Regions from separate parts of the Homo sapiens genome. Here region 2 is linked to region 1. A link is a loop called in an ENCODE intact Hi-C map of the cell type or tissue named here. Cell type or tissue: ovary. All regions are shown on one strand. Each heading gives the region's core, and the rest is flanking DNA. Links, peaks and the distances in the headings are about the cores only.

Region 1 (16,245 bases), core at 4,448-12,447:
TGTTGTTGGGGTGGCAACTAGATGTGTTTTCACGCACACCTTACTAGTGTCCTTTTTGGGCCCCTGAGGGAGATATGAAAGCACAGAAGGGCATCTATAATACAAGAATTTCCCTCTGCATCAGTCTTTAATAGAGTGTCTGTTGATCTCTACACTGCATTTTATGCTTCTATTGACCTGAAATGATGGGTAAAACTAAGGCTTTGGATTGGTGTACTTTTTTGTTTTGAAGTAATATTCTACATATCAGAAGCTGATTATATAACTGTTCAAAGAAACTGCTGTCCAAGTGTTGCATGGAAAACCTGGATTTCTTTTTCAACTGTCATCTACTTCCTTTTAATGAAATTGTAGGATAATGTTCTTTTTCTGGTTAGACTCAGACAATCATAGGGAATGAAAACAACAACAAAAAAATCAATCTTTTACCAGTGTCCTGCTTTGTCCCCTTTAGTGGGTCTGACAGTCAGGAATTTGTAAAACGTTTGGCATTATGTGTGCAAGAATTTTTTCACATGACAGGCATTTTCTACTGAGTCCACTCGGCATCTTTAAACATCACTATTGAGCCAGTGCCAAGTGCCAGTGTAATTAGTCAAACTCAGGCATCTGAATGGTTTGGTTCAATAACCCACAAGGCTTTTATTATAAAACTCCAGCCTGGTCAAGAATTGGTTTCAAAAGAAATCATGTACTTGATTAACTAGGATTTTTTTTAAAATAAAGAAGTTACAGTAAATATTTTAGAAAGCAAAACAAGAGGCAGACACATGGAACATTTCTGTCTGGACCAGAGTAAGATTCAGAATCCAGAGTATAGCTCAGAAAGCCAATATCTTACTGAATTTACCAAGAACAGCTGCACTGTGTAGCAGATTTGGACTAATAATGAGAGCTATCTGGTATTGCTTTTCCTTGTAAGATTGGTATATTTGTATTCTGCTCTTATCAAGGGCAGAGTGTCCTGGCTAATAAAGATTGTTTTTTGTATCAAATGAGTAACTAGAATAATCTCTAAGAACCTCCAGTGAGTTACTGACCACGCACATGGCCACATGTCTTCTATAGGAAAAAGCTCCTTCCGCTATTTACACATATTCATGAAATATTTCTCCATTCTATTTTCTCTGACTTTTTTCTGCATCTTTTATTTACTTACAATAAGAAACATGTCTTTCATTTAAGGAACAATTAAACAACATTAGGCAAAAAAAAAAAAAAAAGCACAAGGTAAGATATCTGTGTGTGAAAGAGACATTAAAATATCAACTTCAAACAGCATGGGGGAGAAAACAGTATGTTTCCCATTTCTTTTCCAAAACAAAGGAAGTAAGAAATTCTTTCATGGTTTTTGTTTGTTTTTCAAATCACACTGTCCTCAACTTTTAAAATAATAATCTTCCTTGACAGTCATTTAATAATTGTGAGTGATCTATGACTTTATTATAAAGTACTCATCTAATGATCTATTTCCTTTACCCCAGGGGCCAAGTACAAAGCTAGAGAATTATCTTGGTGATACTTTTAATAACTTCCTGTGGGATTGCAAGCTCTAACTGCAGCAGACTCTGCAAAGGAGTTAATCATGTAATTTCACAGATTAGACACCACAGGGTTACTAATGAGAAACTTCGGTTTAGTGATAAACTTTTTTTTTCCAGGAATATTTTGAGAGGCCTGTAACCTTTGGCTGACACCCAGCAAGGCTATTAGTTTAACCATGGGATGCACTACCAAATGCACGAGAGTCAGCAGAACTTCTTTTCTGGAAAGTTGACTGTAAGAATAGTTTTGTTAAAGAGACTTCAGAAACAGATGGGATGGACAAAAGGGAGAAAAAAAAAAGGCAAGCATAAAAAAAAAAACTTATCAACTTCCGTTGGTTGGCATAACTTCAGCTTCCAGTGTCTTTTCAACCATATGCTCATGATGGAAACCGCAGTTCACATTTAAATGTCATGCTGCCCTCTGTTCCATAAACATGTATCATCCATCACTAAATATTTAGATCTGAATTGTTGGAGCTGAGCTCTGTGCCAGGGGTAAGGGGATTAATTCCTTTCAAGGCACTCACATGATGGATTTTCCACTGAAGTAAACATCCGAGAAGAGCTCACACTAAAGCCATAAACTATATAAATAAAGTTTAAAGTTTAATTAAGTTAACATTATTTAAAGTGGTTGTCATATTTTATGGCAAACTTTTCGTGTTTATTTTGTGTGACTCCTAATAAATAGCCCCTCCTAATCAGACAAAAGGCACAGCTAGGTTAAAGTCAAGGGCTCCAAACTTAGGGCCGGAAGAACATGGCTGAGTTGGGGGTAATGCAACATTTTCCCATTAGGCTTTTTTTTTTTTTTTTTTTTTTTTTTTTTTTTCCCGAAAACCAGCATGTTAGCTAGACACTGAGTCAAGATCCTGTACAGGCAGAATGTTTCAAAATCCTTTAAGGATTTATCAATTGGACTGCGGGGAGACAATATAATCATATAGATAAGAACACAGGAAGGCAAATAAAAGTGAAAAACAACTTTCATTTTATTTTACTATTTTTAGTTCTCATAATAATAGAAATCATAAAGATAATAGCTAATTTAAATACGTTCATACTGGCTTATGAGCTTCTTAAAATTATTAATTAATTAATTAATTTTTTAAAGATAAGATCTCCCCTGTCACCCAAGCTGGAGTGCAGTAGCGTGATCATGGCTCACTGTAGCCTCAAACTCCCAGGCTTAAGTGATTCTCCCATCTCAGCCTTCTGAGTAGCTAGGACTATAGGCATGCACAACCATGCCTGGCTAATTTTTTATTTTTTGTAGAGACAGGGTCTTTCCATGTTACCCAGGCTGGTCTCGAACTCCTGGGCTCAAGCTCAAGTGATCCTCCCCACCTGGCCTCCCAAAGCGCTAGGATTACAGGTTGAGCCATGGTGCCTGGCCTTAAAATAATTTTTTTAAAGATAAATCACTTAAATGTACATAACTCCTACTCCTCAAAGGTCAGTATTCTACGGCACCCGATTTTTGTCCATTAATATTAAATAGGGAAGTTGTTAATAATACACTTTCATGTGTGATAAATATGATGTTTAAGGAGAAGGAGCAAGTAAAAACAAGAGGATTTCCTATGGCAAAGAGTCGAAGCACAGTTGCCTCTCAATAAGGACTTTTTCCTTTGCAAGAGCTCCCTCAACATGACATTGAGAGTCCTATTTTTTCCCATAGAAAGAAATCCCTATTCAAAGAAATATTTAAGCTAGAAGAAAATGTTTAGAGTTAGGTAAACCTTTAGCTTAACCCTGACATTTTTTAAGAAGAAAACTGAGGCTGAGAGAAACTAATTGTCCAAGTTCACATAGTTAACTGGTAGCAAAGTAGTCCTAGAACATGTCTCCTAATGCCCATCTTACTGCTTTCCTACCCATAATATTCACCAAATAATGCAGATCTTTGCAGAGGAAGTTCATGGTAGGTATTATTGGCAGGCTTTGAGAAGATAAACTGGCAAAGCTGTGAAGATTGTAATAATATCTTTGATGGTTCTTAGGATACATGTATTTGGAGACTGGATTACTTGGAGTAAGATGCTTAATCATTGTTTCAATTTCTGCAAGTGTAAAATGCAGGTACTATGAAGATTAGAGGTAGCATTTGCAAAGTGCATCCAGCATATACACAGCAGACACCAGTGGCATCAGTGATCATGGGTATCACATCCACACTTTAGAAGCTACATATTAAGGACAAAGTGTCTTTCCAAATTATTAAGTTGCTGCCATGGCTGAGGATTATTTCACTTATTTTGCTAAATTGGGGCTCACATTTATTTTTTGACATTCCACAATCTTCTTTATATACAGAAACAAAAAATCTAAATAAATTTGTTTTTTGGAGTAAAAATATGTGTTATATCAAATGAGAAAATACATGCCATCAAAATGTTTATTATCACTAGGACTAGAGTTTGAAGTTTTAATGAACTGAAAAATTTTTTTAAAACACACTGTTTTGGCCTGGCATGGTGGCTCACGCCTGTAATCCCAGCACTTTGGGAGGCCAAGGCGGATCACGAGGTCAGGAGATGGAGTCCATCCTGGCTAACACGGTGAAACCCCGTCTCTACTAAAAATACAAAAAAAATTAGCCAGGCGTGGTGGCGGGCGCCTGTAGTCCCAGCTACTCGGGAGGCTGAGGCAGGAGAATGGCGTGTACCCGGGAGGCGGAGGTTGCAGTGAGTCGAGATTGCACCACTGCACTCCAGCCTAGGTGACAGAGGGAGACTCTGTCTCAAAAACAAACAAACAAACAAACAAAAAAAAACACCGTTTTAAGCAAAACACAAAGTTCATTTCATTCTTTTCTATTGAGAAAATGTCTCTTCACATGTTTACATTTAGCATATTTAAATGTGGTGATTAATCATACATCAAATGAATTAGGAAATTAACAAACATTCAATTATAATATACGTATATTTTAGGCATTTGGTCAAAGAAGACTAAAAGAAAAAACTTACTGATAACAATATAAAAACTAAAACTATTTCAAGGACCTAAATCACTACATACAAACTCTCTCCTTTTTAAAATTTTATTTAGTTTCTTTCAAGTTCATACATTATTCTGAATGTGAATTTTTAGTTCCATATCACTTCTCTCCATATTTCTACATAGTTCTCTTCATCAAAAGCAGTGAAACTATTGCACTTTTTACATTAATATATCACAGTCTGCTGAATCACTCCTCTGGAGATTACATGTTTCATGAAATAAACATGCGATTAAAGGGAAAAGAAATGAAAGTGAAATTATACTTCTACACTAAAAATTTAAAATTAAGATTATTACAGACATGAAAACATTATGCCAAGGCAGATGATTTTATGAAAACTTGCATGCAAAATGATAACTCTAATTGAATTATTCACTATTTCAACATCTAGTAGATCTATTATGAGATCTATTTGAAGATACATTTAAAATTCACTAAAACAAAAATGGTAAAGCATAACTCTACTCACCTGATGGGCACTATGGTATTTATCTTTTATAAAAATTATTTCGCTGGATAATTCTAATGGTTTAACATTCTTTATTAATTTGCATCTTCTAAAATTATCTTTATTTTTCTGCTGCCTTTGAGTCATATACATTTATAAATAAATACATATACATTTATATCTACAAATAGCTAGACTGAGGAAGTTATCACTATTTGTTACCTTCCTAGGGGTAGAAAAAAAATCAATTCGAATATGGTAATTTGTATGTATTTAGTATTTTCCTTTATTTATTTATTTTTTGGAGACAGGGTCTCACTCAGTTGCCCAGGCTGGAGTGCAGTGGCACAATCATGGCTTACTGCAGCCTTGACTTCCCTAACTCCAGTGAACCTCCCACTTCAGCCTCCCTAGTAGCTGGGACCACAGAGACATACACCACCATGACCGGCTATTTTTTTTCATTTTTATTTATTTATTTTTTCGAGACAGGGTCTGGCTCTGTCACCCAAGCTGGAGTGCAGTGGTGCAACCACAGTTCACCGCAGCCTATATTTACTATTTTCAGTAGATGGATGACCAAACTGTCCATAGGGAAATTTTAATAAGTATGTGAAAAACATAAAAAGCCATCCACAAAACTCTGCTTTCTTTTCCACTGTGCTGCTTACAAAAAAAAAAAGAAACCTTTCCTTGATTCATACCTAACCTCATCCAACTAGGCTTTCAGGAGTGTGGTTTCCGATGCTCATAAATTGGTGACCTAGAAGGCACGCTGAAGTGTGAGTTAATTTCATTAATGTACTCTGAAGGAAAGCGCATGTGCAGCTAGTATTTCCAAACCATTTATTTGTCTAAACAATTCCCCTCACTGAGTTATTTATACATTATGTGGTGGAACTAGAGTGGGTGCGAAAGGTACAGTCAAATGAGAACCTTTCGAGATGTAACTCACAGGTAGTAAATCCTAGGCTTTTATCAAGGACACTCTTCAGTAAGCAGAATATCCATGCAGAAGCAAAGGCTTTCAGAACAGAACAAGTCAGATAATGAAGACTTACACTCTTAAGCCTTAGCTATTCTACAAAACATTTATTACTAATACATCAATTTATTCCACAAATATTTGTTGACTAACTCCTGTGCAGTTAATGAAACCTAATGAATAGTAGACTTTCTGTATCTTCTACCTGGGATGAAAAAGTCTTTTAGGATTCCTTGTGAATCTTATATCAACACACACACACACATACACACACACGCACACACACACACACACACACACAGAGAAGCATATATGCATGCATTTTAAAAATGTGTGTGTAAATGTATATGCATATGTTTGGTCTTAATAGAAGATTCATATTAATTGGTTTTTAAATAAATTATGTATGTATTTTCAATCTAAGTAAACACATATCATTCCATGTATTTTGGCTTTATTGTATCTCATGAGAGAAAAGAGGGATGAATGAGATTAAATTCTTAAAACAATCAATCCATAAATATCACCAACTCTTCAGTTTATCAGTTCTAACTAAAAAATGTGGTTTTCATTTTAGATAAGGGTTGAATGAAAGAGGATAGTAGGAAACGACTTCGCTTTTCTTTAGCTAGAATGCCTCGCAAAGAAAGTTCAAGAGTCTGTAAATTAGTACAAATAAGGCTGTTATTTCATCTACATCACAAAGCCACTGACTTAATAGCTCACTTTCAAGTGTAGACATTATTCATTTCACCTATATTCTATCCAAACTATAAGCCATAACATTTCTAACTCATTAAAATGTAAATATCAGTGGAAAGCCACTATGCTTCCCTGATAAAATAGTTCTTAACTTAGTTGTGTTTTGACATTATTTTCATATTCAGTGTATAACTTCTATGTAACTGTATTATTAATAAACTCATAACCCAGGTGATAACAAAGTCCAAGACCTTTATCTATGTAGCATGCTGAAATCTTGGCATTGTCATAGGGCTACATATTGTTTAAATATAAAACTAGCAAGTATGCTTTGGTAAGGAACAGGTTGGGAATATGAAGGTGGAAACTGTCCTTTAAGGATCTTGAAACAGCAGGTCATCATTTATAATATAAAGCCATGGATTTAAACAATTATAAAAATAATTTTATGTAATAAGTCATTAATATCATGGAAGTTAAAAAGAATAAACCTGAAACAAGGAATTTAATTGAAAAAAGCACATGCATTCAACTTGAGCCAGCATGATCATTTTACACTGTTACCATTAACTCCAAAAATGAGAGGAAAAAATAAAATCCCAAGACTGTAGTCAGAGATAAGAATTAGAGAAATAAAATTTCAAATTTTAGTAGTAAAAACTAATAAATCCGTTCTTACTTTACTATGAAGAACTACCTGAGACTGGATAATTTATGAAGAAAAGAGGTATAACTGACTAACAGTTCTGCAAGCTGTTCAGGAAGCATGGTTGGGGAGGCCTCAGGAAACTTACAATCATGGTACAAAGCAAAGGGGAAGCACGCACATCTTCGTATGGTGCCAAGAGAGACAGCAAGCGAAGGGGGAAGTGCTACACACCTTTAAAGAACCAGATCTCAAAAGAACTTCATCATGAACTTCATCATAAGAACAGCAAGAGGGAAGTCCACCTCCATGATTCCATCACCTCCCACCAGGCCCCTCCTTCAACACATGGGGATTACAATTCTACATGAGATTTGGGTGGGGACACAGAGCTAAACCATATCAGTGGGAGTGTAAATTAGTTCAACCATTGTGGAAAGCAGTATGGCAATAGCTCAAAGAGCTAAAAACAGAACTACCTTTGGACTCAGCAATCCCATTGCTGGGTATATAACCAAAGGAATATAAGTCATTCTACCACAAAGACACATGCACGTGAGTGTTCATTGCAGCACTATTCACAATAGCAAAGATTATTGTGAATAGTAAATAGAATCAACCTAAATGCCCATCAATGACAGATTGGATAAAGAAAATGTGGTACATATACAAGATGGAATACTATGCAGCCATAAAAAAGAGCAAGATCATGTCTTTTGAGAGAACATGGATGGAGCTGGAGTCCCATCCATGTTCCATCCATTATCCTTAGAAAACTAACACAGGAACAGAAAACCAAACACTGCATGTTCTCACTTATAAGAGGGAGCTAAATGATAAGAACTCATGAACACAAAGAAGGGAACAACAGCCACTGGGGCCTACTTGAGGGTGGAAGGTGGAAGGAGGGAGAGGACCAGAAAAGATAATGATTGGGTACAAGGCTTAGAACCTGAGTGATGAAATAATCTTTACAACAAACCCCTGTGACGAGCTTATCTATATACAAAACCTGCACATGTACCCCCAAAACTAAAATAAAAGTTAACAAAATAAAGAAAAATAGAAACTCGCCCAAGATCATGCAACTTGTAAATGGTGGAACTGGGGTTTTAAACCCAGGAATCTTGTTCCCAAGGCACTGTGCTATGTTGCCTGGTTGGAGGAGCTTAATAAACCTCTTTGAGTGAAAAAAATAAATGAAATAAAATGTGGTTTTAAAGGAAATACTGAACTTGTTTCAATTGCATCTCCATTTTTATTTCCCAGGAACCAAGCTAAGCTTTAGCTTAAACTGTAAAACAGTTGAACTGAAATAAAAACTCAAAAGGGGGGTTACTTGGCAGAAGTGTTGATATGAGAATTTTGAAGGAAAAGGTGTGGTAGATGGTTAAAAAAATGGCCACCGATTCTTCCCATCCCTGCATTCATGCTCTTTGCAAAGTGACTTTGTAACTACGCCCATCAAGAGCTGAAATCTGTTTCTCCATCCCTTGAATCTAATCTTGACAATGTGACCTACTTTGGCCACAGACATGGAAAACGTGACACAAGCAGAGGTTTGCCCTCTTGCTACTGGAAACATTTCCACCGCAGCGTGAGGAAGCCCAGACTAACCTGAAGCAGAGGCTACATGGGGGAGGACTCAGGCACCCTGATGGGCAGACAGCCTGCCCACTGCCAGCCTATGAATGACAGCGCCTGCCACAGCCAAGGTGCCGACTGACTGCAGTGAGCCCAGTTGAGGTCAGCAGAACTGCCCCACTGAAAGCCAGATTTCTGACCCAGAGAATCATGAGCTAATTCAATGTTTTTATCCAAATCAAAGTTTCATGGTAGTTAGTTAAAATAGCAAATTCTGTAACAAGTTAATTTAAAAAAAATGGAATCCTTAATCATTTTTTCCTGTAGAGACAATAAATTTGAATTTAACAATGTAAAATTTTTCATGTTTGGTCTCACTTCATGATCAAGTAATGTATTTCGTACATGGCTTGGTTGCTATGGAATAATTTTCCTCTGAAGAAAGTTAACTGACTTCTTTAGTAATGAAACATAAGATTCTAGTTTCACAAGCATCCTGCTTCTGGAATGGGGAGGCTTGGCTCAGATACTATTTTCAAAAGGGTCTCTGCAGCCAACTGAATGGTGTATAGTGATCAGGCCACATTATAACTTTCAGGAGCCCTAGCCCCTTTTCCTGTACGGGCAACTTCCTTCATAAAAGATACTGATAATTATGGTTTATGACTGCATTGGTATAAAGATGAATACACTCATATTACATATTAAAGCCTTTTTTTCAACTTAAAAGTTTGGTTTTCTTTTCTTCTGACTTTAAATGAAAATAAAATATTTTTCGTTGACTCCCAAAAAGATTGTGGATCCTGGGCACTGGGCTTATTGTGTCTAATGAATAAGTCAGCCTAGCCAAATATTATAAAGGTCAGCTGATTTACTTCTTTCTTCCTTCCAGATCTTCAGAGCTGCTATTTTATAACCACGGTTGAGAAGGGGTGTGTGTGTGTGTGTGTGTGTGTGTGTGTGTGTGTGTGTGTGTGTGTGTGTTTTGACAGTGGCCTCCTTTTATGACTAAAGTAGGTAAGCCACCCCTCTAGTTTCTCCCACACCCATGTCTTACAACGTAGGGGCACCCTGCATAAAGGCAACTATATAGAGATTGCAGAGGACGTAACCATTCATATCCTACAATGGCAAAAAAAAAAAAAAAAAAAAAAAAACCCACACTGGGGAATCTTTAGTATAAACATTAATAGTTTCTCACGTCTTTGTTTAGAGAATAGCCCGAGGATTTCTAAACTTGTAGATCTTATTCATTCCAGAACTGTTTCGCTTATGGCCACATAAATCTTGATCCTTTAGAAGTTCCAAGATTAAGACTCTTTGGAAACTAGAATTACAGAGAACTCACAGGTGAACCATGTAAAGCAAATCTGCTTTGGGCCATTCAGGAGACATACCATTTGCTGAGATAGTTTGAGTCTAGCTCTCATATCAGTTATAAAGAATAGAGACTTGGGGCTGGGCATGGTGGCTCACCCCTGTAATCCCAGCACTGTGGGAGGCTGAGGCGGGCAGATCACGAGGTCAGGAGATAGAGACCATCCTGGCCAACATGGTGAAACCCCGTCTCTACTAAAAATACAAAAATTATCCTGGGGTGGTGGCATTCACCTGTAATCCTAGCTACTCGGGAGGCTGAGGCTGGAGAATCACTTGAACCAGGGAGTTGGAGGTTGCAGTGAGCTGAGATCATGCCACTGCACTCCAGCAAGACTCTGTCTTAAAAAAAAAAAAAAAAAAAAGAATAGAGACTTGCTTAAGAAACACTGAGAGTTTGGTAACAATTATAGTTTTCTTGTTGTTTAATGAGGTTGCATTGTTTTCTTCTGATTACAAAAAGAGAGACATATTCAATGTAGAAAATTTAAATAACCGTCCTTTTGTAGAATAAAAAATGAAGACTATGAAAAGTTATATACAAGGCTGACAGGCCAGATGTGAAAGTGTAAGGTTTTATATAATTTTTTCTCTACCTACAAACACATTTAGGTGGCATTTTATTTTTTTAATGTATTTCATTTTGAATCTAGTCTTATAAAAAGCTCAACCCTCCAACATGTTCCAAAGTGAAAAAGTAACTATTTTAAAGAAAGTTTCCATGAGAGCTACAAGAGCCTATGGCTTACATTTCCTTATAAGTTTTAGATTTCCCTATCCTCTCACATTTTGCCTGGCATATAAATTAAAAAATAGTCCGCTATTCACAACTCTCCTCCTCAGTTCATGCCCGCTTTTAAAATTAAAAAACTATAAAACAATAACCATATAACTCCCATGATGTAAAAGAAACCAGAAATTCATCTCAGTCATACCTCATAGCTCTCCAGTTTATCAGGATCTTCAACCTATTGACCTCCGTGTTTTGTCACCATCTATTGACCCATCTGACTTGCCTTCTGTTCCCCAGAGCCTGATGTCCAGGTTACATCATTTTCATGTGGCAGTAATAACCTTGTCTTTGCTCAGACACTGGTTCCTCAGGGTCGCATGCTCTGACATGCAAAGCCCAGAGGTTGAAATGAGAATGGAGGGCAGGGAGCACATTTTGCAATCTTCCCCCTTTCTCTTCTCCTCTGTCTAGGAGTACTTGGGAAAGCCCTATATAAACACAACATTAGAACAAGTCTAGTTTTGTATTTTGCATCTTATTGCCCCAGAAGGTACTGAAATGCTTTAGAAACTAAAATATACTCAGACAAAAACTGTCCTCAAGGCTGCCTTTCCCTCTTAGACTATCTCAAATCTGCAACTTCAGGTTTGGAAGGTATCATGGAACTCTATTGCACAGTCAGTCATGTAGTACCCAGAAGCAGAGGAATTCTCACCACCTGCTATGGAAACACCTTCCAGCTGCCACAGCATGCCAGAGCCAAACCAGTAATAGGAAGATGGGCATCATCTCAATGCTCATAGCACACACTCGGAGATCACTTATTCATTGCATTGTCTTCACACCTTACAAGTTCTTGTACATAGGTCATCCCAAGGACTATAAGGCATCTTCATTGTTCTGGGCAGGTGCAGATGGTTTGGTGACATGAACTTAGACAAGGTTAAACAGCAAAGAAGGTGCAGCCTGTGTCTGCGGCTCTCAGTTCAGGATGATGCTGTGGACCATGGGCTCTGAGGTCTGTAATAGATCTCAGTGGTGTTCCTTCCCTCACTAACCCACCTCAATTCAGTCAGTCCCTAACTCCCTGTGCCATCAGCACTCCACAGCCAGTTGGAACAGATTGTTCAGACCCACTTATTGGTTGTTTTTGTGATTTCTGAGTCATTTCTCCAACTACATTATAAACTCTGAGGCCCTGTCCCTGGATGGCCTTATCTCCCCACAGGACTTCAATTTCCACATGTGGCCATTCCAATATATGTGCCCAAATGCATGTCAGTCATCAGCACGTGGATGTCCCACAAGGCTCTCAAAGGCAATGTTCAAAACAGAACTTACCATTGCTTCTAATCTTCAGGCCCTGACTCTACTCCCCCATTTGCTATCTTAGGGAACAGCATTCAGACCAGAAACCTGGTTGTCGTGTTGGGTTCTCTGACTCACTCCCCATAGCCATAAGTCATTGACACTCTTATTGCCTTAATAATTCTTCACTCAGTGTCTTTCTTTCTACTCATGTTGATAGGACCGAGGAACTCATTATCTCTTGTCTGAGTTGCTGCAGCAGCCTTCCAGCGACTTCTCACATCCTTCTCTTGATTTCCCAAACCAAGCAACACGTTGGTGGGATATTTTTCTAAAACAGAAATCTGATTATGCAACTCCTACTTAAAATAATTCAATGATTTCTTCTTCACCTACCGCCATCATTCACAGACAAGAAGCTCCAGGAGGACCATGGTGCATCTTCTTAAAGATTAATTTATTTGAAGGTAAATAATTCAAAGTCTACTAAAATTGATATAATATAGAGTAGGTTACAAAATTCACATTTGTTTTTAAACCTGGAAGCTCCAGAAATTTTAACATGAGCTACAACCATTTCAGGTGATGTTCCTCTATCTTCAGAGGATAAATACTTGCTCACAATTGCTGTTAGGAGTAATATGATTTAAAAAGGGATAATGAATGGATAAGATCCAAATTCCTTAACATGGTTTATAAAGTTTATTTTGATCTAGCCCTCCTTGTCTTCTCAGCTTCATAAGTGTCTTCTTAGGCCTCACCCAAGCACTAATCTGACTAACTCCTAGTTGTCATTACCTCTCAGGCATGGCTTCATCAGAAAATCTTCCTTCTTTCCCTCCTTTCCCAATCTGGTTTTAGACTTCCCTTCTCTACAATCCACCAGCATCCTGGGCCTACTTCTATCATAGCCCCTTCCACATTGCTTTGATGTTGTGGTTTTCTTATGTGATTCTTCCATTAGACTGTAAGCACCCTAAAGGTAGGTGTCATAGAGCTTTGAAAGTTCAGTGCCTAAGATAGTATAGCATACATGGTAGGTGTTCAGTGAAGCTTATGATTAGTTGAATAATCACCCTCCACAGAGCACAACACAGGTGTTCAATAGATGTTTAATTTAACAATTGATAATCAGAAAATAGACATTTCTCATTAACTCTTTCCCTTTCCTTTTGAGCATTCATAATGTTCCACCACTAATTCTTAAAACCCAAGTTCCCACCCTCTAATCACAAACTCCTGTTGCGAGGGGGGATTGCTGAAGGGAGTCTGATAGGACACAGATCAGTGCATCTGCAAATTGATCCTTCTCAGTACCAAGTGGGCTTCTTTGTCATCTGACAACCTTTTAAATTGTCCTTTTCCCTCAGTGGATATTTCAAATATTCACCACTGTCATTGATTCCATTAACATTTCAGTATGAAGTTCACTCTCTAATTCATAGTTTATCCTCAACTTTTGCCCTCCATTTAAAACACTGACAGATTCATCTTTATCTTGTGTGTTCTTCTGTTTTCTTTTTCTTTTATGGGGAAAGTTATCCTCTTCTCTTCAAGAGCTTGCCCTCCAGGCTCTAGGTGCCAATAATCACCTGACAGCAAATTCCACGAATGCTTCGCCTTGTGTATTGTAAGTGGCCATCTGTTGCATTTGACATCATTACTGATCTTTTTGTAAGTGGAAGTCCCCTTGGTTTGAGTGATAGATTATCTTACTCTTCAACTTCTTTGTCCTTTGTGCACTGTTTTCTAGAGTTCCATCCTTTACTGTTCTTTCATTACCCATATTCTCTCAATAGAGAGAATTAGATCCTTCTACTCTGAAGGATTTAATTGCAAGTGATATACTAATATTGGCCAGATTTGTATACTCTGCCATACAGCTCCTAGACATCTCAACCTAGAAGCTTTATGGAGATTTCAAACTCAAAAATCAATAGCTTATCATCTTTATCTCATCTTTCTTCTTCTAATACCCTTAAAGTTCTCTTTGTCTTCTGTTTCCTCTCTGGGTAAATTGGCAGCATCATCAAGTTGCCCAAGTCAGAAACCTGGGAACCATCTCACAACATCCCTTTTTAATGTTGATGAAGAGCTCTTGACAATTCTTCCTCCTAATCTAATCTCAGTTTTTCCCACCCTCTTTAATCCAGCTGTCAATGCTCCTGCCTGGTCCTCACCAGCTCTCACATGCTGTGTTACAGCAGACCCTAATTGTCCCCCTTTCAGGCCTCACCTCTCCCAACCCACAGTTTTTACGGCTGCCAGTGTTGGTTCTCTGAGTCAGCCCAGATATTGCTTCCTGTAGAAACTCTCGCAACACCATCCCCTGGGCAGATATAGCTGCTTTCTCCAGTATGAATCTGAGACCTGGTACAGCATAAAGTTCTCCTGTAATCTTTTACTCTGTTGCATTCTTTCATTTTCTGTTTCTTTCATTTTCTCTCTTCCACTTAATTGCAAGCTCTTTGATTACAGAAGTTGTATCTTTCTGAATTGCTTAATAAATATTTATTGAATGAAATGTTTATTGAGTGAATTCTTCCAATTCTTTGCCTTTTTCCACTTAATTTCACTGTTATTGTTTTTTATTTAGAGGTAGAAGAGTGTAGCATTTATAAGTTCAGGTTCTGCAGTGAGACTTTCTGAGTTCAAATCCCAGCTCCTCCTTAACTTTGCAAGCTCTCTCATTTTTCTGTGCCCAGTTTCCTGATCTAGAAACTGGAGATAATAATAGTAACATTTTCCAGGAAATTATGAGGACTAAGTGAATTAACATGTAAACATTTGAATTTCAGACTATTGCCTGACACACATTAAGCCCTTAGATGTTACTTTTATTATTGTCATATTTTTTCTTTTTTCATCTCTTCTTCTTTCCTTCCTTTTTCCCCATTCTTTTTGTTTGTTTGGCATTCAATTTTCTTCCTTCTTCTCCTATTACTCTCATATTTACTAACAGCTCATAATGTCCCAGCCACAGAGAAGGTCCTGCTATGAGGAGTCACACAAACAAATACCTCTGTAAGGTCATGTTGATGTGACATTTAGAGATGGAGTAAACAGTTGCATTGTGGCAGTGGTCATGCTCAGGAATTTGACTGCAACACAGCCCTCTATAGCATGGAATGCAGAATAATCTCACTCCAGGACCCCGTCCAAGGCAGGGTGGAGCATTTCTAGGATATTATTTGTGTTATGACTCCAGGCATGGGACTACTGCAGGCTTCATGGCTGTTTCTTTGTGGTCAATATCATCTGATGGATCCATTTCAGAACCTTGCTCTGAGCTGGTCTTTCCTGGTGGAGAAGGAGGGCTCCAGACTGGATTTGGGGAGCACATGATTTTAACCCTCAAAGGGAAATTTCTCTGGAAGTCTGACTGCTACTTCTTCCAATATTTTGAAAAGAATAAAAATGGAAAGACTATACCACCAGACTTTATGCAAATATGTGATTGTTTATGGCCAATGTTATATGGACACGTCAAAATGGTCTATCTGTGTGGGTGCATGAGTTCATTTTCAGTAATATGAACATCTAGAAAAGTTTAGGTGTGTGTGTTTGTGTGTCTGTTTGCTGTAGAAAGAAACCACAAGGGCAGTTCAAAAATATGCTTAGCCTTTTTTATAGAATTAATCTAACCCAAATTTAGAGGAGAAAGACTCAAAGATTAACCAACATGAAAATACTTAATTGGGCAAATTTGGGCAAAGGCTTTTGTTTTTATGTTTTTATGATTAGTTTTTGTCACAGGATAATAATTGGATTAGGTCATTAAGAAGCCCCGACACACTAAATTATGTAGCCTAGTGCCTTACACATAGTGGATACTTGGTAATTACTTGAGGGATGAATGAATAAGCAAGGAAATGGATTCCTCAGTTTAAATGATGTGTACCAAATTG
Region 2 (16,245 bases), core at 4,330-12,329, 54 kb after region 1:
TTGTTCTTTCCACCTCTACTTCTCTCTTTGAAGACTTTTGTGCTTCCCTCATTAATAAAGATGCTTGGCACTTAAAATGTGTAAAATATGTGAAGACTCTTTACATTCTAAAAAGGAGAAACAAAATACTAGGGGGGAAGGGAACCAGAAGATTTTCACATGATTTATATTGTGTTGAAAACAGGGTGAGTAATTTTAAGGAGGATGTCCTTCCTGATGAGAGAACTTAGTAAGGACCTTAGGTTTCAAAGGCAGACTTAGAGGTAACTTAGACAATAGGTCTCATATTGTTTTATAGTTTACCTGTAATATGAGGAAGGACATCATTCTTTAGGGCACTCTGTAGCCTGTAGTACCAACATGAAACTAATGTAAGGAAGAATTTTGGATTATTCATACCAAAGTCTAATTGCAGCCCAAGCAATAATGTTCAGTACATTCTTTCTGTGTGATTATTGCTTTCTGTCTTTTTGTTCTTCAACCTGAGGAATGGCTCCAGTAGAAATGTAATTTTGAAATAGGTCCCGTATTTATGGGCTGCCAGAACATTTTTTTTGAAGTTGTATTTTATAACTTGGGTATTTGAGGAGAAATTATGCACGAATGCCCATCCAGAAAAATTCTCTTTATTACAAAGATTTGAAAACATATTCTGAATTAGAGATTTTCACTGGTTAGAAGAGAATGCTATTTCATCAATTCACTCATAAAGCAATAAGGATATAAAAACAGGAGTTCAGAGCTATAATAATCCTAACTTCTATTCACATGTATTATATCTGAAAAGGGGTCTGATTTTCTTTTTATGCAAACCAAAAGAATATTTAGCCATAATATTTCTTTTTAAATATTAAAATAGTTTGTTATGCAAAACAAAACAATTATGGAAGTCCTAAGTGATGAGATGATTATCTCTTCTTACTATACAAAGGAATCAAACATAATGGAATAAATAAGCAATGTGATGATGAGACTTGTTTTACGATAAATGTAAGACATCACAATCAAACATGAGCCAATGCATAGCCTCCATTTCAAATGAAATGACAGTCTGCTATCTTAAAAGAGCAGTTGGTTCATAAATTGACTATAAAGTGCTTCTTTTAGCTTTTAGTGAACATCCTTTTTTAAAAATGCACCCAGAGATAAGATATTCTCCAATGCTCAAAGTGGTCCTCCGATTACAGTAGAATTTTAGTGTTTACACATCCTAAAGGATTGGAAGAGCATGAGGCAATAGAGAATGCTGGAGTCTCATTCTTGTGACTAATTTTTTTGTAACACATCTCTTTCCATACTTTTAATGGCTAAACCTCTATAGATAGTGGATTAGCCAGAGCTTTTTCAGTGGCAAGTGACATAAACCCAAATGAATTTGAGCTCATGTAACCAAACTATGAAGGGGGTATGGGTGGAACAGAAATGCTCTGACAATTTATCCCAGGTTCTGAATGCTGTCAGCTTATTACCATTCAACACCCCCTCTCCCCACTCTCTCTCTCTCTCTCTTTCTCTCTCATGTTGCAGTCACTATCCTAGACATTGGAATACAATCATGAACAGAGGAGCAATAGAACTCTCCACCCTTATGAGGTAGCATTGTTTCATAAACCTTTAAGCATGAGTTTAGTGTAGTCAGACAGATGGGGAAAGGGCAACACTGGAAGAGGAAGCAGCGTGAACAGTTAACCAAGGGAGGGAAGTGCATGTGATGAAACATGCCAGTAATAGCTAGGGATCAAGTATGGGCATGAAGAGAGAGCTGAAAGCTAAGGTATAGTCGAATGCCAAAGACATTGGGTGCTACAATAACAAGTGAACAACTACGATGTCATTCTGAAGATGAGTCAGCAGAATCTGCAAATATAATAGGTAAAGAAGAGAGAATTGTCCAAAGTGAGTGTAAAGTTTCTAATTCTAGAAACTATGAAGAAGCATACCCCATTGCCTCCACTCACAGACTTTACATATAGCCACGCCAAACTATAATTGTCAGTATGAGTCAGGTTTCTCCAGGTAAACAGAACCAACAGGGTACAAACATATTTGAGAGACAGAAAGGAAGAAAGAGAGAGGAATTTATTATAAGGTACTGGCGTGATTACGGAGATTGAGAAGTCCCAAGTTCTCTAGTTAGCAAGCTGGAAACCCAGGAGAGCCAATGGTGTAAGTGCCAATCTAAAGGCCAGCAGGCTCAAGACCTAAGAGCCAATGTCCCAATTCGAGTCTGAAGGCAGGAAAAGACCAATGTCCCAGATCGAGGAAAAGGAGTTTCCTCCTGCAGAGGATCAGCCTTTTTGTTCTGTTCAGGCCTTCAGCTGATTAGATGGCCACCCACATTAGGGAGGGCAACTGCTTTACCCTCCCTAGAGGGCAATCCATCAATCAAATGCTGACGTGATCTGAAAATACTCTCACAAATACACCTAGATTAATGTTTGACCACATATCTGGGAAACCTGTGGCCCAGAAACTTGACAGATAAAATTAACCATCACAGCTGGGTTCCGGCACATTTTTGAGCCTTTGTTTACGAGAATTCCTTGGTTGGAAATATTTTCTCCACCCTCCTGCCCTTTCTTTACTCTCAATCCTATTAGCCGCCACCTTCGTCTTTGAGAATACCTGCTCATCCTTTAACAATTTGCTCAAATGTCATCTGTGAAGTCTTTTCTGAATTTCTGTGCCCCAGACTCATCATTTTTTAGTTCTCCTAGCACCCTACATTAACTACCAATATAGCAATATCATATTATTTTAATCTCTGGTTTAAACTTCTGTCGTCTTGTACTAAAATGTGATTCCCCCAAAGGTATGGATAATTTTTTCTTTTTACTGTTACATTATTTTATTTCTCCTAGGTATGTGTGTGTGTGTGTGTATATTTATATATATGTATGACTTGAAAAGAGGGACTCACACAGATTATTTGTAAACCAATGTTTGTAGCAGCATTTTTTCACAATAGCCAAAAGGTGAAAACAACCCAAGTGTTCAACAGATAAATAGATAAACAAAATGTGATATATCTATTCAATGCAATATTATTCATCCATAAAAAAGACTGAAGTTTTGATATGTGCTACAACATGAATGAAGCTTAAAAACATTATGCTAACTGAAATAAGCTGACCATAGTTTGTATTTTTTTTTTTTTTTTTTACGACAGAGTCTCTTTCTGTCACCCAGGCTGGAGTGCAGTGGCGTGATCTCAGCTCACTGCAACCTCTGCCTCCTGAGTTCAAGCAATTCTCTTGCCTCAGCCTCCCAAGTAGCTGGGACTACAGGCAGAAGCCACCACGGCCGGCTAATTTTTTGTAGTTTTTGTAGAGAAAGGGTTTTGCTATGTTGGCCAGGCTGGTCTCAAACTCCTGACCTCAGGTGTTCCGCCCACCTTGGCCTCCTAAAATGCTGGGATTACAGACCTGAGCCACTGCTCCCAGCCAACCATGTTTTATTCATTGTTGAATAAAATTCAACAGTGTTGAATTCATTTTATTCAACAATGAATACCTACCACTTAGCATGGCTCCTGGAATATGGGTGGTACATGTATAATGATTTCGTGTATAGATTTGGAGCCAGAGTTCCCGAGTTCAAATCTTAGGAACTTCACGTCCTAGTTATATGATCTGAGCTAGTTATTTAACTCTTATGCCTCATTTTTCTTATTTGAAAAGGGTCAAGAAGAGGTGAAACAAATGTACATATCTTGTAGGGTTATGAGGATTGAATTAATTTGTAAAGAGATTAGAAAAGTATCTGAAGGCCAGGCACAGTGGCTCACGCCTGTAATCCCAGCACTTTGGGAGGCCGAGGCGGGTAGATCACGAGGTCAGGAGATCGAGACCATCCTGGCTAACACGGTGAAACCCCGTCTCTACTAAAAATACAAAAAATTAGCCGGGCGTGGTGGCGGGCGCCTGTAGTCCCAGCTGCTCAGGAGGCTGAGGCAGGAGAATAGCGTGAACCTGGGAGGTGGAGCTTGCAGTGAGCAGAGATCGCGCCACTACACTCCAGCCTGGGCGACAGAGCGAGACTCCGTCTCAAAAAAAAAAAAAAAAAGAAAAAGAAAAAGAAAAATATCTGAAACACAGTAACACTAACAAATGTTAATTATTATCATTATCATTGTTCATGTTATAATGAATTTATGGATGAGATGCAGGTTGGAGAGAAGAAGTTCTTAATATTTAAGAGAATAGCTTTTAGAAAAAAACTATTAACTCTAAGGAAACTTAAATTGTTTTAAAAGATATTTTGTGTTGTATCACCAAGAGCATAAAAGAATGGGCACTGAAGCCATGCCGCCCAAATGGAAATCATGGCTTCACCATGCCCTAGCCATGTAGCCTTGGATAAACCACCTAACTGTCTGAGCTTCAGTTTTCTTTTCTAAAATGGGATTCGAAGAGGTTGTTATGAGGACTAAAGGAGACAATGCATGTAAAGTGCTTGACATAGTGTCTGGCACAAATTAAACACTGTTTAATAAATGGTAGCTGATATTAATAGTGTTAAACTAATAGTCTTCATTGAACTCTTGACTCTCTTCGATTAAAAATATTAGTCAGTGATTTTTAATATTCTATCCCCTTTGATTTTTCCTACAATTTTAAGGGAAGGACAGGCTTTTTTATGTTGTAATAAGGTTTTAGCTAGTTTTCCAGAATGCCTACATATGTAGTCATAAACATGACATTCCTCCAAAGCTGACCTCAATCATTTATTACTGCCTAGACATGGAGGAGCAAAATTCTTCATCTTTGTGTAATGTTAAGCTCAGTGCATGTCCTAGTTTTAAAAATAAGACAATTATGCAGATAGAACAGATGGATTGTATCGGTGGGTGTTTATCATTTTTTAATATTTTGAAACCAGATGTGCTACATACACATTGCTGGTTGCCTTCTAAGGAAGCTTCATTGGTGGGTTACTAATCTTTAATAAGAAGTTACAATGTTTTCATCCAACTTAAATCAACTATTTTTGATATACAATTGGACAACCACTGCTGCAAGCCTTTAGAAAATAGAAAACAGATGCTTAATACAAGAAATACTATCAGCCAAGAAATTCCTGATGATCTTTTTATAAAATGTAAACTTACATATTTTATGGGTCCTTTAATGAACTGCTATAGAACAACTTCAGCAGTCAAAACATTTCATGAAAATAGACGTGAACAATTTGTCACTTGTTAGTATATTTACAGAAAATCCTTCAGTTGCACTCCTGGGAAAATGGGCATAATAGTGGTTCTTACTAGATTATTAACAACATCTGTTATTTGCTATAAACCTGATTGGATACGTTGGAGAAGGGAGGAGTTAGTATAAACAAACCGATATGCCTCTATTTCTCTAGGTGTTTCTGTTAGACCTGACAAAGATCCCTTGCAAGGGCATGAATACTTCTGTGTTTATTGTACTCACAGGAGAAAGGTGGAGTTCAGAGCCATGCCAGAGAGATTGTGTTGTGTTTCAGGATGTCTTTGGCAGAGAAAAGTCCGACAGAGACTTAGACCCTTGTGAGTAGAATTAAGGACCAGAAGAGTCTAAAGGGAGCCTTAACATCTGTCCATTAGGACAACCATTAAATCAACCTTCCATTGGCTCAGTTCAACTCTAAAACTGAAGACAAGGAGGTAGCTAGTTCCATTTCCGAATTGTGCCTCTGCCGGATGCGGTTGTATGTACCCTGTACCTCCACAAACTGGGACATCGAAGCAAGGATTGGTAGAGTGGGAATTAACCCCTCCCATAACTCCACCCCATCACCAATGTCAATCTCATATACCCTTCACCTTGGTTTATGATTTCTAATGCTGGTTTGGAGTATAAGAGAGCAAAGTGAAGAAAAAGTAGAAGAGTTGATAGACAACAATCTAAGGAGCAGGGCAAGTAGTTTGCACTTAGCATCATCCCAAAGAAGAGGATGGGCTTTTAAGCAATTTATATATTAAAAAAAAAAGCATCTTGCCCATTCCTCTTCGCCAGTGTCCCTGGGAGGAAATGGAGGCCTGATCATCTGATGGTGCTAAAGTCAACAAATTTACAATAGAAAAGGATTTTCTCTCCTGGAAATATACCCAAGCTATTTTCTTTGTTTAAAAAAATAAAGATCTGCTCTTACGATCCTTTGTGAAGTTAAAAAAAAAAAAAAAAAGAAGGAGATACTACCATACTAATAATTTGCTGCCTGTGGAAAGGTTTAGACAAATAGGCTTTCTTACCTTAGTAAGCAATGAGTGGAAATCCCCATCTTGAGAAAATTCAACATAAAATACAACATTTATAGCTTAATGACAGTGTTACTATCAAAAGACTTAGGATATCCATAAATCTGAGCAGGTAGCAGGAGATGAGTAGGCTCTACTTAGTGATATATACTTTTCAAGATGCATAAATATAATTAACATGCTCATAAGGAACTTACAGGCTTCTAAAAGTAATACAAATAATGTAAATATGGCAGAGACTGCTATTTACTAATAAATGTCTCTTTTAAACATCCAGCTAAATGGCTGCACACCCCTGGCAATTAGGTGTTACATATTATTAGATTCCCATTAATGAAATGTAAGCAGAAGTATTGTTTGGGATTTTTAGAAGGCTTTCGAAGGGGAGCTAATTCGTTTGAGAAGAGGGCCTTTTTATTCCTTTCCTTCTGACTTCCTTTCTCCTGTTTACTGGAATATGTATGATTTGAGCTTTATCAGCCAGCTTGAACAATTAGGTGATTTTCAGGATGAAAGTGCTAGGTTGGGCAAACACCAAAAAATAGAATCTAAGACTGGATCATTTTGAGCAAGGAATCTAAATACCTAAATTCCTAAACTGAGAGATCCCAATTGCGTTTACATTAAATAACAATGAAGTCTTGTCTTATTTGGACCAAAACGAATATTAAATGCTACACTAAATTACTATAATTAATCCTGGGAAGTGATAAGTGCTAATTTATAGATACAAATCAAATACCAGGAGAAGGGAGGAAGGGGAAATCGTGATGATCAGGGAGGAATTGCAGAGGAGATGGTGTATTAGTTTGCTCAGCTGCCACAACAAAATACCACAGACTGAGCAGCTTAAACAACAGAATTGTATTTTCTCACAGTGTTAGAGATTGGAAATCAAAGGTCAAGGAGCATTCAGGGTTGCTTTCCAGTGAGGCCTCTCTTCTTGTCTTGTAGACGGTGACCTTCTTTGAAGGGTGTGTCCTTATATGGCCTTTCCTCTGTGCACATGCAGAAAGATTTCTGGTGTCTCTTCCTCTTCATATAAGCACATCTGTCCTGTTGGATTAGGGCCCCACCCTTATGACCCCATTTAATTTTAATTACCTTAATTCACTCTCTAAAGGTTCCTACCTCCAAATACAGTCACACGGAGGGTTAGATCTTCAACATATAAAATTTGGGGAGAAATAATTCAGTCCATAACAGGTGGTATGCGAACTCAGCTTGTAAAATTGAGTAGGACTTATATATACAGAAACTTCCACTATTAGAAACCAGGGGATCAAATACTTGGAGGTAAGAATATCCAGGTTACACACATAAAACAGGAGTTAGTCCAGTTGATTGAACTATAAAGGCCATAAAGGGAATTGGACTATAAGAGTCATAAAATAAAAGAGTTGGACAGCAAGTTTGGGGTTTGAATGCCAGGTTCAAGTGTGTACTTCATGGTTCAGAGAATGAAGAGTCATTGAAGGTTTATGAGCTGAGGAATGACAGGATCAGAGTTGAACTTCAGAAAGATAATTTGTGAGTAGTGTATGAGAGATTGGAGTGAGTGGAAACTGGAAGCAGAAAGACCAGTAAAAAGACTATTGCAATCGTTCAGGGAAGAGATAATGACTTGAAAGTTATATTCGATTAAATGGAATCATTGTTTTGCTTTTAAAGTGGAATTCTTAATATTTTCCTTATCACTATTTTTTCCATTTGATTTTTGGCATTCTCATTCTGCAGCTTTTCTTCTGGCTTTTTGTGTTCTGAGGATTTAATCCTACTATTGAGAAAGTCCTATGGGGAAATACATGAAATTCACACCTAGTGATTAAGAAATTTTTGGAAGTGTCACAGGGAGAAAAAAATCACCTGTCAGAGATCCATAATGCCCACAATGCAGTTGGATTTGGCTATCCACCTGAAACCTTACAGTTTTCGTATTCATATATTCATAAAAAAGTATGTCACAACTACAAATGTAACTGTCTATGGAAAATGCTAAACTTGGCATTTGAATTTTATTGAGATGTTATTCAACTACACAACCTGACTACCAAATGAATGCTTACCATGTTATCCATACCATTCAAAATAAACACCAATGTTTATTATATAAATAGGAATTTAAAAAACAAAACAAAAATTGTCAGCAAAACCACGTGTATAGCAAAAACAGCATGTTTTGCGTGTATTTTAGCTACAAGTTGTTTAGTTTTTCATGTTTTTTTTTTTCAAAACAACCTCATTTCTTCTCATGCTGGAGTTCAGCTAATTGTTCTATCTATGATAACTAGAACTACAAACCATTTGGCATTAACCCAGCTGATACTTAGCCGAAATAATTTAAATAGTTATTGTTTCCAAATAGCCCCTCTCATTTAATTGCTATTTTCTTTCCCAGACTAGAAGTCCAGTGGTTTATAGCACATCCTTGTAGTTTCTCCATAATGCCAGAATCATAATCCTCTCTCCTAGTTTGCAGAGAAAGACTACCTAAGAAAATAAATCAAGAAAATATATCATTAATCAGTAAATAGCTACTGACTTGCCATCAGGAGCAAGAGTGGGCTAGGCACTGTTGCGAATACAAATATAAACCCTGCTCACTGACTTACAAGCTCTGGTTCCAGACAATAAAAATAAAAATAATAATTTTTCCCAAACTCTTCCAACTAGAGTTCCAAGAGCTCCAGCCCACCTGAAATTCCTCTGGAATCTCATTCCTGTGCATGTCTTTCCTCTGTTCAACTCCCCTGCAATACTTTCTATTGTGGAAAAATACACATAAGATCTACCATCTTTGCCATTTTTAAGTGTACAGTTCAATGGTGTTAAAACAATCATAACAGTGTGCAATCAATACCATTATGCATCTCCACAACTCTTTTCATTTTGTAAAACTAAAGCTCTATACCCATTAAATAAGAACCCCTCCCCTCTCCTCCCATGCCCTGGAAATCACCATTCTACTTCTTGTCTTTATGATTTTTACTACTTTAAGTATCTCATATAAGTGGAAACATAAAGTATTTATCTTTTTGCAACTGGTTTATTTCATGCAGCATCATTTCCTCAGGGCTCCTTCTTTTTTAAGGCTGAATAATATTCCATTGTGTATATACCACATTTTGCTTATCCATTAATCTGTGGGTTGACACTTGGATTGCTTCCATGTTTTAGCTATTGTGAATAATGTTGCTATGAGCATGGACGTACAAATATCAAGACCCTGCTTTCAATTCTTTTGTGTATATACCCAGATGTGGAATTGCTGGATCATATGGTAATTCCATTTTTAATTTTGGGGGGAATTGTCATAATGCGTCCTACAGCAATGGTTCCATTTTAGATTTTCATTGACGGTGCACAAGAGTTCAGATTTCTTCCCATCCTCACCAATACTTATTTTCTGAATCTTTTTGATTATAGCATCCTAATGGGTATTAGGTGGTATCTCATTGTAGTCTTGATTTGCATTTTCCTAATGATTAGTGATGTTGAACATCTTTTTATGTGCTTATTGTTTATTTGTATATCTTCTTTGGATAAATGTCTAATCAAGTTCTTTCCCATTTTCGAATTGGATTGTTTGTTTCTCTGTTGTTGAGTTGGAGGAGTTCTCTATATTATTCTGGATGATAATCTCTTATCAGAAGCATGATTTGCAATATTTTCTCTCATTCTGTATGTTGCCTTTTAACTGTTGATATTGTCTTTTGATACACGTTTTTCAGTTTTTATGAGGTTCAATTTGTCTATTTTTGTTGTTGTTGCCTATGGCTTTGGTTCATATCCAAGAAATCATTGTCAAACTCAATATTGTAAGGCTTCTGCCCTGTGTTTCTTTCTAAGATTGCCATAGTTTTGGTTCTTACATGTAGATCTTTGATCCATTTTGTGCTTGTTTTTGTATATGTTGTTAGGTAAGGGTCCACCACCACTCTTTTGCATGCAGTTATCCAGTTTTTCCCAGCACCATTTGTTAAAAATACTCTTTTCCTCACTGATTAGTCTTAGCATACTTGTCAAAAATCATTTAATTATGTATGTGAGGGTTATTTCTGAGTTCTCTATTCTATTTCACTTATCTCTATGTATGTCTTTATGCCTGTTCCACACTATTTTGATTACTGTTGCTTTGCAGCACATTTTGAAATCAGAAAATGTAAGTCTTCTAGCTTTGTTCCTCTTTTTAAATATTGTTTTGATATTTGGGGTCCCTGGACATTACGCATGAATTTTAGGATGGGTTTTTATTTCTGAAAAAAAATACTTGGGATTTTGATAAGGACTGCCTTGAATCTGTAGATCTTTTTGTGTAATATTGACAACAATATTAAGCCTTCCAGTCCATGAATGTAAGATGTAGTACCACTTATTAATGTCTTCTTTAATTTCTTTCAGCAATGTTTTGTATTTTCATTGTACAAATCTTTCACCTCCTTGGTAAAGTTAATTCCTAAGTATTTTATTCTTTTTGATGGTATTGTACACAAATTTTAGTAATTTCATTTTCAAATTGTTCATTTTTAGTGTACAGAAATGCAACTAATTATTTGAATTGACTTTGTTTCTTGATGCTTTGCTGAATTCATTTATTAGCTCTAACAGGGTTTTTTGTAGAATATTTAGTTTTCTACATATAGGATATTATCTACAAACACAACTAATTCAAATGTTTACTGCTTCCTTTTCCACCTGGATGTGTTTTATTTCTTTTTCTTGCCTAATTGCTCTGGCTGGGACTTCCAGTACTATGTTGAGTAGAAGTGACAAAAGTGAACATCTCTGTCTTATTTCTGATCTTAGAGGAAAACCTTTCAGTTTTTCATCACTGGGTATGATGTTTTCTGTGTTTTTTTTTTATACATGACCTTTATTATGTTGAAGTTGTTTTCTTCTATTTCTTGTTTGTTTAGTTTTTTTTTTTTATCATAAAAGAGTGTTGGATTTTGTCAGAGGCTTTTTCTGCCTCAAGTGAGATTATCATAAAAGTTTTTCCCCCTTCATTCTGTTAATGTGGTATATTACTACATTGATTAGTTTTTGTATTTAGAACCATCCTTGCATTTTGGGAATAAATCTCACTTGGTCATAGTGTATAATGCTTTAAATATGTCATTGAATTTAATTTGCTAGTATTTTGTTGAGGATTTTTACATCAATGTTCATAGGGATATTAGTCTGTAGTTTTCTTTCCTTATAGCAATCTTGTCTGGCATTGATATTAGGGTAATGCTGGCCTCAAAATTAGTTCCTGATGAGTAGGAAGTGTTTTTTTCTCTTCAACTTTTTTGAAAAGTTTGAGAAGGATTGGTTTTAGTTCTTTAAATGTTTGATAGAATTAACCAGTGAAGTCATTAGGTCCAGGCTGACTGTTCTATGCCAGGAGAATTTTGCTTGCTGACCAATCTCCTTACTAGTTGTAGTACTATTTGTATTTTCGATTTCTTCATTATTTAGTCTTGGTAAATTTTGTATTTCTTGATATTTGTCTATTTCATCTCGATTATCCAATTTGTTGGAATACAATTGATCCTAATACCTACTCTCTTATAATCTTTTTTCATTTCTGTAGAATTGATAGTAATATTCCTATTTTCATTTGTGATTTTAGTAATTTACTTCTTGTCTTTTGTTCTTAGTCAATCTAGCTAAAGGTTTGTCAATTTTGTTGATCTTTTCAAAGAACTAACTTTTGGGTTTATTAATTTCCTGTATTGTTTTTCTATTATCTTTTTGGTCTTTGCTCTAATCTTTATTATTCCCTTCCTTCTGCTAGCTTTGAGTTTAATTTGTTCTTTTTCTTGTTCTTTCAGTTGTAAAGTTAGGTCATTGATTTGAGATCTTTTTGTTTTTTAATGTGTTTAAATTTATCCATTAGCACTGTTTTCACTCCACTGCATAAGTTTTGGCAAGTTGTGTTTTGCTCTTATTTATCTCTGAGTATTCCTAATTTCCCTCATGATTTCTCCTTTGAGACTTTCATTGTTAAAAAATGTCTTGTGGCTGGGCGCAGTGGCTCACGCCTGTAATCCCAGCACTTTGGGAGGCAGTGGCAGGCAGATCACCTGAGGTGAGGAGCTTGAGACCAGCCTGGCCAACATGGTGAAACCCTGCCTCTACTAAAAATACAAAAAAAGTCAGCCGGGCTTGGTGCCGGGCATGTGTAATCCTAGCTACTCCAGAGGCTGAGGCAGGAGAATTGCTTGAACCCAGAAGCCGGAGGTTGCAGTGAGCCAAGATCGCACCACTGCACTCCAGCCTGGGCAATAAGAGCAAGACTCCATCTCAAAAAAAAAAAAAAAAAAAAAAAAGTGTTGATTAATTTCCACAAAATTGTGAAGTTTCCAGTTTTACTTCTGTTATTGATTTCTAAATTTAATGCATCGGGATCAGCTATTTTATATGATATCTGTCTTATTAAATTGATTGCAACTTAATTTGTGGCCTAATATATTTTCTATCCTAGAAAAAGTCCCTTGTGCACTTAAGAAGAATGTGTATGCTGTTGTTTGGGGTAGAATATTCTGTATCTATCTGCTAAATCTAGTTGGCTTATTGTGTTCTCTATTTTGATACTTATTTTCTGTTTGTTCTATTTATTATTAAAAGTGGGGTGTTGAAGTTTCCAACTATTACTGTAGAACTGTCTATTTCTCCTTTCAATTCTGATATGCTTTGCTTGGTATAATTTAATGCCATTAGGTCTGTCATTAGGTATGTAAATGTTCCTGTTTTTTCTTCTTGCTGTATTGACATTTTTGTTAATATCTATAATGTCTTTCTTTGTCTCTTGTAACCATTTTTATTTAAAGTCTATCTTTCCTGATATTAGTATAGCCACCCCTGCTCTCTTTAAGTTACTATTTACGTGGAATATCTTTTTCCATCCTTTCATTTTCAAGCTATTTGTGTCTTTGTATCTAAAGTGAGTCTCTTGCAGACAGCATAGAATTGGATCATGTGATTTTTTCCAGTCTGACAATCTTTGTTTTATGATTGGGGTGCTTAATCCATTTACATTTAAAGTAATTACTGATAAGGAGGGACTTCTGTCATTTTGCTCTTTGTTTTCTATATGCCTTGTAGTTTTTTTGTTCCCCATTTCCCATGTTGCTGTCTTCTTTTGTGTTTAGTTTTTTTTAAGTGAAATATTTTAATTCCCTTCTCATTTCCTTTTGTATATATTCTGTAGATTTTTTTGTGATTACCATAGGAATTACATATAATATCCTAAAGTTATAACTGTCTAACTTGAATTCATATTAGCTGTCATTTAATAATGTACACAAATTCTATTCCTTTACAGCTTCATCTCCACCATTTTTGGTTACTGATATCAGAAAATTGTGCCTTTATATATGATGTGCTCCAAAACACAAGCCAATCATCCCTCTAAATACATTAGTCTCCTAAATTATGTAGAAAACAAAATGTGGAATTACAAATCAAAGTTACAGTAACACTAACTTTTTTTTTTTTTTTTTTTTTTGAGATGGAGTCTTGCTCTGTCGCCCAGGCTGGAGTGCAGTGGCACAATCTCAGCTCACTGCATACTCTGCCTCCCAAGTTCAAGCGATTCTCCTGCCTCAGCCTCCCAAGTAGTTGGGACTACAGGTGTGTGCCACCATTCCTGGCTAATTTTTTGTATTTTTAGTACAGACGGAGTTTCACCGTGTTAGCCAGGATGGTCTCGATCTCCTGACCTCATGTTCTGCCCACCTCAGCCTCCCAAAGTGCTAGGATTACAGGTGTGAACCACCACGCCTGGCCCTAACTTTTAGACTAATACTTTAAAAAAAATGTATTAGTCTCTTGAATCACCTAGGAAACAAAAGGTGGAGCTCCAAGCTAAAGTCGCAATAATATTAGCTTTTATAATTGCCCATGTATTTACCTTTATTAAGATCTTTATTTCTTCACCTGGCATTGAGGTAGTTTAATGTCCTTTCATTTAACCCTGAATAACTTCCTTGAGCATTTGCTGGGGGCCGAGCTAATGGGAATAAACTCCTTAAGTTTTTGTTTATTTGAGAATGTCTTAATTTCTCCTTTACTATTGAATGAAAATTTTGCCAGATATAGAATTTTTGTTGGCAGATTTTTTTTCTTATAACACTGGCCTTCAAAGTATCTGACGAAAAATTTGCTGATGATCTTATTGTGAATCTTGTGTATGTAACAAGTTGCTTCTCTCTTGCTGGTTTCAAGATTCTCTCTTCATACTAAGAAACAAAATTGACTGAAATTAATCACAATTTACTGTCTAAGCCTTCTTCAGGAAGTTGTAAACCTTCAGTAGAGTTCAGAGTTCCCAAATAGTTATATCAGATTCTGCCAGTGCAATTGTTGTCTAAGTAGGAAGACAGATTCCTGGTGCTTCCTACTCTGCCATCTTCCTGGAATCCTTCCTATGCTTGCCTCTTAATGTTGCTTCTCCATGATCACATTTCTATTTTTGCTCTACAGCCATCTCTCATGTTTCTGTTCTATAGCTCTGGCTGCCAAGTGATGCCTGCCACTCATGCAGTAATCTGATGCTTTCTCTTTCTCTGCCTGTTGGTGTTGGTTGATCTAGATCCATTCTCGGGGTAGTGCCCACCTGTGTTTCACCTGGCTTCAACACAGCCTTTTCACTACCCCTGCACTACAAAGCAGCCTACAAAGCAGAGCTTCTTGGTGATCTCCAGTTCTTGTAGATATTCTAATTTAAATGAAATGAAGAATATGTTTCTTTATAATTTTTTTATTATACTTTAAGTTTTAGGGTACATGTGCACAATGTGCAGGTTTGTTACATATCTATACATGTGCCATGTTGGTGTGTTGCACCCATTAACTCTTCATTTAACATTAGGTATATCTCCTAATGCTATCCCTCCCCCCTCCACCCACCCCACAACAGGCCCTGGTGTGTGATGTTCCCCTTCTTGTGTCCATGTGCTCTCATTGTTCAATTCCCACCTATGAGTGAGAACATGCGGTGTTTGGTTTTTTATCCTTGCAATAGTTTGCTGAGAATAATGGTTTCCAGCTTCATCCATGTCCCTACAAAGGACATGAACTCATCATTTTTTATGGCTGCATAGTATTCTGTGGTGTATATGTGCCACATTTTCTTAATCCAGTCTATACAGAGAACCCCTATGGGGAAAAAAAACTCATTCTAAGGAAATGATAAAGTGCAGTAAGACCATGGAAGTGGAAATCTTTTTTTTATTTTAGTCCCTAAGATGGTCCTTCTGTCCGGTTCCTGTGATCCAGTATTAGAATTTTTTTTTAAATTCTAATACTAAAATTTTTTAATTTTCTAATACTAAAATTTTTTTAAAAAAATTAGATTTTTTAAAAAATTCTAATACTGGATCACAGGGACCAGACAGAAGGACCATCTTAGGGACTAAAATAAAAAAAAATATTTCCACTTCCATGGTCTTACTGTACTTTATCATTTCCTTAGAATGAGTTATTTTTTTTCCCATAGGGGTTCTCTGTCCCTCAGGCTTCCAACTACCCAGATAGATCTGAATCCTGGGGTAAAACAGCTTAGGCAGAGAGAAGCTGGAATTGCAACAACAAAGCTTTAGCAATTCTTTAGAAGGTTCCATTTTCCTGATGTTTATAGCACTGAATGGTCATTTAACTGGCTAACTAAAATTTTTCTTCTGGGCCTATGTCTCAGGGAGGAAGGTTCCATCTTATCAAATAGCAGTTGGCTTTGTAGTCCATGGGAAAGTGGAGCACAGGTCAAGGTATGGGAGAAATTCCTGCTGGAAGGAACCAGAAACAAGTTGATGTACGGAATAATCGCACTGCTCTAAATAATGAACTAAACCAACCTCTTTCTTGGAAGAGTAGAAGCTGATAACATTCAAAAGATTATGTATTTGAAAACTACATTTGACACTCTCAAAAATCAGAATAAATAACTCCAAAAATGGATCTTATTTCACATCTTCCCTGAAGGGTAGCAGCGTTCCCATAACTAGACTCCAGTTTCCTCC

Evidence for each region. Hi-C counts contacts between places; a loop is a spot of excess contacts. Peaks named below come from ENCODE experiments on the same cell type or tissue, not always from the same donor. Only the 100,000 strongest peaks of a DNase experiment are listed, where the experiment ranks them.
Region 2: a loop joins it to region 1, with 2.3 times the contacts of the local background. A loop is called at or near these places in 3 of 110 quality-filtered maps.

The regions. Positions count from the first base shown.
Region 1 is chr6:133,630,819-133,647,063 of GRCh38, reverse strand. All of the region lies in intron 4 of TARID (TCF21 antisense RNA inducing promoter demethylation), which reads left to right. Among named protein-coding and RNA genes, the nearest start is that of LINC01312, 180 kb to the left of the region's middle. In ovary, for the core only: no CTCF peak of the experiment used is centred there; a DNase peak (open chromatin) is centred at 8,968; H3K4me3 peaks cover 261 bases; H3K27ac peaks cover 1,441 bases.
Region 2 is chr6:133,576,537-133,592,781 of GRCh38, reverse strand. All of the region lies in intron 4 of TARID (TCF21 antisense RNA inducing promoter demethylation), which reads left to right. Among named protein-coding and RNA genes, the nearest start is that of EYA4-AS2, 130 kb to the right of the region's middle. In ovary, for the core only: no CTCF peak of the experiment used is centred there; no DNase peak of the experiment used is centred there.